Regions from separate parts of the Homo sapiens genome. Here region 1 is linked to region 2. A link is an interaction called in ENCODE POLR2A ChIA-PET data of the cell type or tissue named here. Cell type or tissue: B cell. All regions are shown on one strand. Links, peaks and the distances in the headings refer to the core of each region. The heading gives the core; the rest is flanking DNA. Region 1 overlaps PHACTR1 (phosphatase and actin regulator 1). Region 2 overlaps PHACTR1 (phosphatase and actin regulator 1).

Region 1 (5,382 bases), core at 184-5,183, 51 kb after region 2:
TGCCTTGTGAGAACTCAATCCATCAATAGGAAGCAGATTAATAAGTGAAAGAATATCACTGCAGCTATGAGAGGCTCTCCATTCATTCAGTTATTCTTTCACTCACTCACTCACTCACTCACTCACTCAAACCTATAAGCCAGGCCCTGTTGTAGGCACTCTGGATACAGCCATGAACAAAACAGTTCCTGCCCTTGTGGACTGTATGTTCTATTAGGTGAGAAGAGCAACAAACCGAATGAAAGGCAAATGACACAAAACGTTAGATGGTGAAAAATGCTTTGATAGGAATAAAAGGAGCTGGGGAACAGGCTGTGTTGCGAGGAGGGTTGCAATATTGAACGGGAAGGGCCTCATTGAGGATGTGACATTTGAGTAGAGACCCGAGGCAGGTGAGTGTAGGAGCCCTGAGGATATTTGAGGGAAGGGCAGTCCGTCCAGGGGAACAGCCAGTGCCAAGGCCCCGTCAGGAGGTGTCCGGCACGTCCGAGAATGTCCGAGAATGTGCGAGAATGGTGGGAAGGCCGCTGTGTGAGGGAGGAGGGAGCAACAGAGAGGGGAGCTGATGAAGCGAGGGAGACCACAGGGGCAGTCCGTTAATACTCAGGTTTCAACCCTGAATTTTGGAGAAGAGACGCTCAAACCATAGCAGATGAGGAGACAAGGATGGTTCCTGTCCACATTAAAGACAGAATATAGAGAGAAACACATAACCTGATGCAAGTATGCAAAAGGGGTGTGTGCAGGAGGGCAGAGATCTGTACCAGAATCTGAGAAGGGGTCACAGAGGACCTGGTATTTTAATAATGTCTTGAAGAGTAAGTAGATTTTTCTTTGCAAAAGAACTTGGAGTGGGTGTGGGCTTCTGGGCCATGGGGAGGATTTTGCTTTTTACTCTTAGTGAGTTGGACAGCGACAGAAGCATTTTGGGCACAGACATTGTTAAGAGCTGAGCAGTGTCCCCAGATAAATTCATATGTTGAAGTCCTAAGTCCCAGTGCCTCAGAATGTGACTGTATTTGGAAGTAGGGTCTTTAAAGAGGTGAGGGAGTTACAATGATGTCAGTGGTGTGGGCCCTAATCCACTATCACTGGTGTCCTTATAAGCAGAGATGAGGAACAACCACACACAGAGGGAAGACCACGTGAGGACACAGAGAGAAGACACCACCTACAAGCCAAGAAGAGAGTCCCCAGGAGAAACCAACCCTGTTGGCACCTTGATCTCGGACTTCTAGCGTCCAGAACTGAAAGACAATAAATTTCTGTCATCTAAGTCACGCATTGTGTGTGTGTGTGTGTTTTTAAATGGCAGTCCTTGCAGACAAAGACAGTCACGATCTGACTTTCCTCAAACCCTGTCTCTTTTGCTGTTGTAGTGGGGATGGGCTGCAGAGCAGGTGTGGACACAGAAGAACAGGTGGGAGAAACTGCAGTAAGCCAGGCAAGGCCGACTGAGGCTCAGGCAGGAGAAGAAGGAGCATGTAGAAGTGTTGGTCTTATCCCTGTGTATGTACAGTGTGGACCAGACAGGATTTGCGGACAGTCAGATGTGGGGAACCAGAGAAAGGAAGGGGTCAAGGGTGACTCCAGGTCTTTGGCATGAGCGACTGAAAGTGTGAAGTTGCCTTTAATTGAGAAGGGAAAGACTTCTTTAAAGTGCATTCCATTAAGAATCTTCCTAAAATTCCTTCAGGGTCCACATGGATCCACATTCCACCTTCATTTTACTAATAGGAGACTGGAACACAGAGATCAGCCGAATTAAGATCAGAAAGAAACGGCGTCCTGATTAGGACTTTACATCTGACTTCTAGGATTGATGCCAACTAGATCACGGAGCTTACTGCAGATATTAAAAATAAAAACACTGCATCATCTTTGAAATGATAACAAAGGCATAAAAATGATATAATGGACTTTGGGGACTCAGGGGGAGGGGTGGGAGGCTGGTGAGGGATAAAAGACTACACACTGGGTACAGTGTACACTGCTCGGGTGATGGGTGCACCCAAACCTCAGAAATCACCACTAAAGAACTTATCCATGTAACCAAAAACCACCTGTTTCCCAAAAACGATTGAAATAAAAATAAAAATAAACAAATAAAAAGTTGTTCCACAACAGGGTCACTAAATAATCATGAATTCAACTCTTTAATGACTTTAAGAAAAGCTTGTTTCTTAAGAACAAGAGTAAAGGCTAGCAAAGATTTAAGTACAAAAATGGGGAAAAAATGCAGTGTTATTTATTAGAATGGAAAGTTGAGGGGAAATCTCAATGCAAAAAAAAAAAAAAAAAAAAAAGAAATGATAAACCATCATCTTCCAAAAGATGTGGCTCACCAGGGTGAGGGGAATGAAGATAATCTAATTTGAGGAAACTTACCCAAACAAACAGACTTACCCAAACCATTCTAGGGTCACTGAAGACAAATTTTCCATGCTGGCTAATGTTCAATACCATTTGCTTACTGTGTGACATGCAATAACCCCACTGATTTGGATTCATTAAATAATCTGATCCTTACAAATGACCCTAATGAGGCTGCTGGCATTATGATTATTTTTATTTTACAGATAAGGCATGAAAATCAAAAAGAGGTTGAGCCATACGCTTTGGGTCACACAGCTAATACGTGGTGTGTCTAAGACTCAAACTCCGGCAGTTAATTCTGGAACCCACACACTTTGTCCTGAAGTAGGGGTGTGTGATGCCACCAGCTCGGACCCCACTGCCTAGGGCAACCCTGTGATTTTGAATAAATATGACCCTTTAAATTTGCTTCAAGTGGATTCTAGCTCCTTCCCCCAAATCTTGTGAGCCAAAGCTGTAAATAACCACGCCATTGTTTAGTGCCATCAAGCAGGCTTAGGCAAGGTAGTGTCTAAGAACTTCTCTGCAGGTGTGTGCCATGGCTTACACCTGTAATGCCAGAAATTTGGGAGGCTGAGGCAGGATGATCACTTTAGACTATGAGTTCGATGCCAGTTTGGGCAACATGGCAAAACCCCATCTCTACAAAAACTATAATAAAAAAAAATTAACTGGGCATGGTGGCGTGCACCCGTGATCCCAGCTACTCAGGAGGCTGAGGTGGGAGAATTGCTTGAGCCTGGAAGGTCGAGACCGCAGAGAGACATGATCATGCCACTGCACTACAGCCTGGGTGCCAGAGTGAGATGCTGTCTCAAAAATAAAAAATATAAATAAAAAGTAACTTCTCCATATAAATCAGAGCAGATTTGGTATAATCTCAGGGGAACACGAACAAGATGGTATAAGATCTAGAGAAGTCCTTAAATGAAGGGAATGGTAGCTATCTTCAAAGATTTAAAAGCCTTTTACAGGAAAGGAAGATTAGAAATAAGATCGGGAAGGGGCAGATACAAATTTCAGTAAGTAAAACTTTTAATAGAGAGGGAACTTTCTAACAGTCAGACCTTCTTGACAATGAAGCAGGCTATGTTGGGACCTGGGGAACGTCCTGTTGGAGCAGAGACCAGAGGATAAATGGTCAGGAACACTGCTGTGAGCAGGGGCTTGGTGGCCTGGATGGTCTTCAAGGCCCCTTTCATTGATAAGATGACTTGTGCAAATGTATGGTCCAGTGTCAGGCATTGATGCTGTTTAATTCACCATTCAACTTTGTATATTACCTATAACTTTTTCATCAGGATCAGACTGTCCATCTGGACCGATGGCCTATGGTGTGACATTCTTTGAGATTTCAGGGGGCAGCAATGGCCCAAACAGGGGGTCGGTCCAAGGAACTTTAAAGGCAGGATGCCTGAGTGTTTGGTAATGCCTCTCCCTTCTTGCAGAGTTTTTTGGGGTCACTGGAAATTGCCAGGAGGATAGAGAAATGATTCTTTCTTTCTGTATAAAACTTGGTTAGAACAAGAATGAAATCATGTTGACAGGCAACAGGGAGAATTTTTAGGCAGTAAAAATCAGGGGGAAATCACCCAAGACAGCTGGTGATTCCCTCCCTACACTGAAAAGTGTGGCCTGTGACCTTGGCCTATTTTGAGATTCTTCCTGGAGATGACTGGAGACACACAGAAAAATCTCTCCAATCTTTGTTTGGGAAGAGGGCCTCTGGGATGGTCTTTGTTTGGGAAGAGGGCCTCTCTTTCTCTGGGGTGGCAATCTTGTCAAACTGATGCATGCATTAATCTCTGCAGCCTGGTTGGTCTGTTAGGACAACCCTATGCTTTGACCTCGAGTGGGAAGTGAGGGAGAAAGAAGGAGGAAATGACTCTGAGTTGGGACAAAGCGCAGAGACTGCCTTGGCTCTGCTGCCGAGATCATGCTGCATACCCTGCCCCCACCAAAATTCCCTTATCCGACTAGATCTACCCATTGGTCTAAATTAAACTGAAATATCCCGCAAATACCCACAGATATTATAAAACTTGTCAGTTAGCATCTTTAATTGAACCTTTTAATATGGTGTTTTTTTTAAGTGGAAGCATATTTAGCAATATACTATTAACATGCTATCCAAGTATCTTTTCTGATGATTGACGCTCATGAGAGATATGAAAACTTAGTGGGTGCATGTAGACATGGGGTTGGGGGGGTGGGCAGCAATGACGTTGGCTGCTACATGTCCTTAGGAAGCAGCTGTGTGTTAGTACAAAGATCTCTGGACTTGGAGAGGGAAGACCCAGGCTGGAGGCTTAGCCTCTCAACTTACTACCTAGGGTAGTGTTTTCCAAACATCTACAGGGAAGAAACAGTTCTTACTGTTTAGTTCTTTCCATTTTCGATCCATCACAAACTGATGCTTTTGTAAAATATAATACAAATGTAAAAATAATGAAGCCCTTTTTAATGACAAGATTCAACAGACATGAAATTATTCTGTCATATTGCTGTAAGAGTATCTAAAACTTGTTCTCAATGTCTGCACTTACGTGGTTGCAGATGTGAGATAAGCCATTTGTGGGCCACCCTTTGAGAAGGTGGCTTTGGGGAACTTAGTGAACCTCCCTTAGTTTCTCCATCTACTCCGTTTCCGTAGATGATGTGAGGATTAAATAAGATGACAATGACAGTGATGACAATGTGTATGTGTAATAGATTAAAACGTGCCAGCCACATTTTAAATTATTATTGTTCTAATTAATAACAAGAATAGTTGCCAATGACAGCAAGGGGCCAAATTAAGTTTTGTTTTTTTCCTTTTGCAGCAAGGGCAGGTGTTAACACCAAACAATCAAGTCAGAATTCCTAGACACAGCAACCTCCCAGTGAATCACTCCTTTCCCAAATGCAGAATACTCAGCTGACAGGCAGGAGCAGAGAAAGCCACCGAGAGTCAGGAAAACACAACCCGAAGCTCCCGCCTGTGCATCTCGCTTTTAGCTCTCTGGT
Region 2 (5,382 bases), core at 89-5,088:
ACCAAGCAAAGCAGCCATCTGCTTGGCTCATTTTATGATCGATGTACCTGGTGCATCTCTTAAGTACTGGTTAACATAGAAAGCTGAGCAGCAGAGCACGACGACGTGGTCACCTGTATGAATCATCCCAAGGAGCTGCTAACTCCAAGAATCAAAGTCAAGATGCCTCCTGAATATACTGTATCTCCTTTGCTCCCACCTTGCCAGTAGATTTAACTAGTTGTATCTGATTAAAACTAACATTAAATTAAACAAAATTCCTGACTGTATATCTAAACGTGATCACTTTGCTAGGTGTCAAAGGCAATGATTTTTGGAGATAAATTTTTACATAAAATGAATCATCCAAAATTAAATGTTTAATGTACTTTCAAGGGATCTTAAGTAGCTTTGCTACTATATATGTGACCCTGGTTTATAAAATATGTCTGAGCAGCAAAATGGTTTCCATGCCTCAAATGGTTTTTTCTTTACCATGGACTATGGCTAAATGATTCAGTGAACTGAAAAAATCTCTGGGTTCCTGTTTAAATGCCACATGCTATCAAGTGCTGTATGTGAGCCTTCTATTTTCTTTAAAAATTTAAGAATGGATCTTGCCTTTTTTTTTTTTTCAGTCTGAACAATGCTGTCTCTACTGGTGACCATAAGAAATAATCAAATAAATTGAAGTTTTCTTTTTGCATGGAAAGACTGAAAAAAAAAAAAAAAAAAAAAAACACTAAAAGCCCAAAATAAAGGACACTTCAGTTTTGACCTTGGAAAAAGAAGACTGGTAGAGAATGTAGTGGCAAGATGCTTTAAATGTATGCAGAGCAGGCAGCATTGTCTTTGCACATTACAGCATCTCCCTAGAGAAGTGACAAAACCCTTGTAGGTTTTGTTGGTCTGACTTGTTGAGGCTGACAGAGATTAGTTGTGCTGCACAGAGCTAATGGGCTTTCTGCCGTTTCCAGAACACCAAGGTCACAGCTTTCATTAGCATTTACAACTGCTTATTGTTTTGAGGGCCTTGATTTTAAAGTCTGGATCTCTGAAACTGTATCTGCATTTCAGGACAAAGGAAAAACAGAATTAACTTGGGTTTTCTGCAACTCAGCACCAGAGAAAGGTAACTGCATTTTCAGACAGATGGAAAGAGGAAATGCAAAAGTCCTCACAGAGAATGACAGAAAATAAGATCCTCTCTCCAAAAGTAGGAGGAGATGGGGTTTTCTAACAGGTATCCAGAAGTGTAGATGGGCTTGGTGGGATCAGGGGAAAGGGAGAAGCACTGAATTCTATCCCCTCTACATCCTTTGGAAACTTCCTCCTGAGAACCTATGAGTTCCATGAGGATTGGGGCATTTCTGTCTGGCCTTGGTTATTACTACATCCCCAGTTCCTAAGAGAGCATAGAGAGCATAATAGATGCTCATTTAGTAACTATTTAACCCAGATCCCACCAGTTCAGATGCCACACATGCTCCTTGGATGATCTCATCAACACTCATGACTTCCAATAGCATCAATATGCTGATGATTCCAAAATCTAAACCTCCAGTCATATTTTTGAGTTCCTGGCCACCTTTCTAACTGCTGTCTTGTACTCCTATGGGCCATCAGACTTAAAGGGTCCCAAATGAATTAACTCATCTTCTTCCCCCATACATCTTCCTCTCCAAGTGGTCTTGTATGGAGTCCTAGTGAGATGCCCAGGCCATGAAACTGGGAATCATCCTGTCTGAACTTCACTCTTGATGGCCAATCAACCACCAAGAGTCCTATATCCAAACCATCTCTGATTCCATCTACCACCACCTTGGGGAAGCAGTCCATCAGCATCTCTCCCAGTTGCTGCCAGCCTATCCCACTCTGGTCCTCCTCCAGCCCATACAGAATGATCTTTCTAAGGGACCGATCTGATCACACCACTCTGTGCTTGAAAAGTAAGTATGCCTTTACAGTGCTCACAGGACAGAGTCAAAACACTCAGTGTTCTGAAAGATTCTTCATGATCTGGCTACCTGCCTGTCAAGAATCTGCCCATTCTGTCCTTCACCCAGAATGATCTCTTCTTGGTTCCTTCCAGATTTGCATGCCCTTCCTCATAGCCTTACCATTCTTTTCCTTCCTCTTTGTCTGTCTAACTGACAATAATCCCTAACGTTACAGCTTAAAGCTTCAGTATCACTTCCTCTGTCTGCAAATCTCTTGGTTTAGGTGTCCTACAGTGTGCAACAATATTCCTGCATGTTCCATACCCCAGTGCTTGTTTTACTTTCTTTTATTGCCTGTCCTATTCACCAGACAACAAGGCTTACACTCTGTGAGGCCAGGGCCACCTCTGCCTCACTTAGACAACCAGGGATAGCTTCCTGTCCATAGAATCTGAGCAGGTGCACAGAACACCCTCCTACTCCACCCCTGCACAGAAGGGCTTCCTGCTTGGGGTTTAATGCTCTGTTGCCATTTCAAACTTTTCAATATTTTTTTATCTTTTGAACAAGGAACCTCTCACTTGTTCACCATGACATCTGCAGAGCCTAGCACAGAGTCTGGTAACTGGAGATGCTTAATGTTTGTGAAATAATTAAATGGATGCTACTTGGTGACTTTTCCTTACCTTTAACCTTTACCTCTTTCTTGGTTCTTTCCTTAGGGCAAACAACTGTATTCTCCATTAGAAATAAAACTCTTTAAAACAACAACAAACGAACAAAGCTGTCCTCCTACGCCAGCCTCTTCCTCCAGCTCACCCCTCTCACCTGTCTGCTCTTGGCTGCCAGACCTCTCGAAAGGGTGGTCCAGGCTCGAGGTCTCAGTAACTCTCCAGTCTGGCTTCTGTTCACACAGCTTTACTGTGCTGGTTCTCAGCATGGGTGATTTTGCCTCCTAGGATGCATTTGGTAATGTCTGAAGTTATTTTTGGTTGTTGCGATTGAGAGGGTGCTGTTGGCATCCGGTAGATAGAGGCCAGGGTGCTAAACATCTTCCAATGCATGGGACAGCCCCCACCACAAAGATCATTCAGTCCAAAGCATCAACAGTGCTTAGGTTGAGAAGCCTTGCTCTACTGAATCAATTCTTGATAAGGTCATCGATGATTCAATTGTCTAATCCAGTGGCCTTTTGGAGCCCTTATTTTACTAAACCTTTCTCTATTATATGATACCTTTGACTAATAGTCTCATATTTCTCTCTTAATATTTCCTAATTCCTGCTACTCAGCAGATCTCAGGTGTGATAAAAGCCCAGGGGTGCCCTATCCTTCAGAGTGGCTTTGGGCAGTATGATGCATGCCAGTCACCAGCTTGGGTCAGCCTGCTGTTTAACAAGTGTGAGATCTTGAATGAGACGGCATTCCTCTCTAAGCCTCAGCTTTTTCATCTCTGTGCGATGGAACAAAGAGAATACTTTAACTGCCAGTCCTGGTCAAAATTCTTAGTATTTTAGTGCTAAGAAGGGGCAGAGGAGAAGTTGGGAGGCGGGGAGGACATAGCTTGGTTGTTTTACTCCTCTGCTACCAGCCTTCCACCGCCTGACATTGCGCTAAGAATAATGCTTGAATTCACTCCACACCACAGCCTGGCCACAATGCCTCATTTACCTTCACTCCCTTATTCACAGTAGGACAACCCAGTAGCACATTCACAGTTTAGGGAAGCTGAGATGCCTCCTCTGATTCTACCAGGCAGAGGTAGTAGTTCTGTCTATGGAGTTCCCCATCTTGACGATGGCCTTATCCATTACATTGGTGATACCTGCGTACATGAAGATCTTCTCAGTTGGACGATGAATGCTCCAAAACCACCAATTACATCTTATTTATCTCTGTGTTCTTAGTACTTAGTACAGCAGCTGGCACATAATAGGGGCTCATTTGATTTTTTATGTTAAACAAATTAATAATCTCTCGCCCCTGGAGTTGTGCCCATGGGATGAATGAGAATGCTGGGCGTATGGGAAGGCATTCCTGCCACAGAAGAGGGGCTGCTGGGAGGGCTGAACAGCAGTTTTGCTTTTATTCCTCAGTACTATGCCCTTTTCTCTCTGCAAACTGAGCAGAACAACTCTTAATACTATTGATCCGCACGCCCAGCTCTTCCCAGGCATTTCCATCAATGATTTTCAAATTTCTGTCATTCCCCTTAAGCTAAGAACAGTTAGCCTGGCTAGAGGAGAGAGCACAGAGGGGGGAAGATGAACTGGGGCCCTGAGGCCCGCATCCTGGCCTGCCTGCACCACTCATCAGAAGGTCCCTTGAGCACATGACATCTCCTTACCCCTCCATGCCCAATTTCACTATATGACAAATGGTCATAATGACATCTAGCCCGCCTGCTGTGTAGGACTGTCAGGAGGATCAAAGGAGAATTAGATGTGAAAGTCCCTTTTAAAAATAAGTACAAAGCATGAAATACTATTTTTGGTAACTTGAAAAAAATCCCTTACCTGAAATAGATAAACAGGTTACGCTTAAAAGAATATTTTTGGCTTTATTCTCTGGAGGCTATGACCCCAGTGCAATGGCCTGTGGCTAAGATGAGACACTGAGATAATAACCCAAAAAAGTATTGTAATATTGCTGGTCATGTTGAGTGGAAATCACTTTTGGAGTAATGATGGGACTGTGTGTATTACTAGGCATCAAATCCATTGAAAAACAAAACAGTGAGACGGTTGAGAGCCTGCACAGTGAACATTTTCAGTATTATTAGGATTATTGGACATAAACCCCATGTCAGGATGATTCCACTTTGAAAGAGTATCTGAGTTGTTATAACAGAAATTAAGGTAGTTAATTACAACAGAAATTAAGACAGTCATTTCAACAAGGCTATTTTTACAAGAAGAATCCATCAAAATGAGTGCCAAAACATTGTGATGCCAAAAAGCTAGGAAATACAGAATAAAAGACAAATGTCCAGTGCTCCACCACTTTAAAGTGACTCAGGAGATTTGGTCACCTTTAGCTTAACTCCTCCAACCATCCCTGCGTGTATTATGTGCCAGAAATTGGGCTAGGCTTTCAGTTAGAGCTATATATAAAAACAACATCAGCAAGAATGACCACGCACAGATGATTTAAAAAGCTCTGCCATCAAATATAGACCATGTTTTATCTTTTGCTATTAGCTTCTCCTCACACCTTAAAAACTAAAATTTAGCCTTTGCTTTTCCCTGCTCCTTTCCAATAAAGAGCTCTACCAGGTACCTTTGGCAAAAAATGAACCTTCTTTCTAGGAGCACAAAGCATTTTTTAAGTAACCCTCTGTCAGAGTCTTCAAGAAGCTTAACATGATCTGATCAAAGGAAAAGACTGAGATTGAGGCAAAACTGGTGCAGGGCCACCACTGCCAATCATCACCCTTCACGAGACTAGTGGGAACAAAAACCACA

What was found. ChIA-PET counts read pairs that join two places held together with the same protein. Peaks named below come from ENCODE experiments on the same cell type or tissue, not always from the same donor. Only the 100,000 strongest peaks of a DNase experiment are listed, where the experiment ranks them.
Region 1: POLR2A ChIA-PET joins it to region 2 with 12 read pairs; 4 of 35 experiments call an interaction of 5 or more read pairs at or near these places.

The regions. Positions count from the first base shown.
Region 1 is chr6:13,207,836-13,213,217 of GRCh38, reverse strand. The region is part of intron 8 of PHACTR1 (phosphatase and actin regulator 1); the gene reads right to left. Among named protein-coding and RNA genes, the nearest start is that of TBC1D7, 120 kb to the left of the region's middle. In B cell, for the core only: no CTCF peak of the experiment used is centred there; no DNase peak of the experiment used is centred there.
Region 2 is chr6:13,258,576-13,263,957 of GRCh38, reverse strand. All of the region lies in intron 10 of PHACTR1 (phosphatase and actin regulator 1), which reads right to left. Among named protein-coding and RNA genes, the nearest start is that of TBC1D7, 67 kb to the left of the region's middle. RefSeq lists an enhancer at 5,295-5,382. In B cell, for the core only: no CTCF peak of the experiment used is centred there; DNase peaks (open chromatin) are centred at 1,057, 2,267, 3,637, 4,337 and 1 weaker place; H3K4me3 peaks cover 4,132 bases; H3K27ac peaks cover 4,373 bases.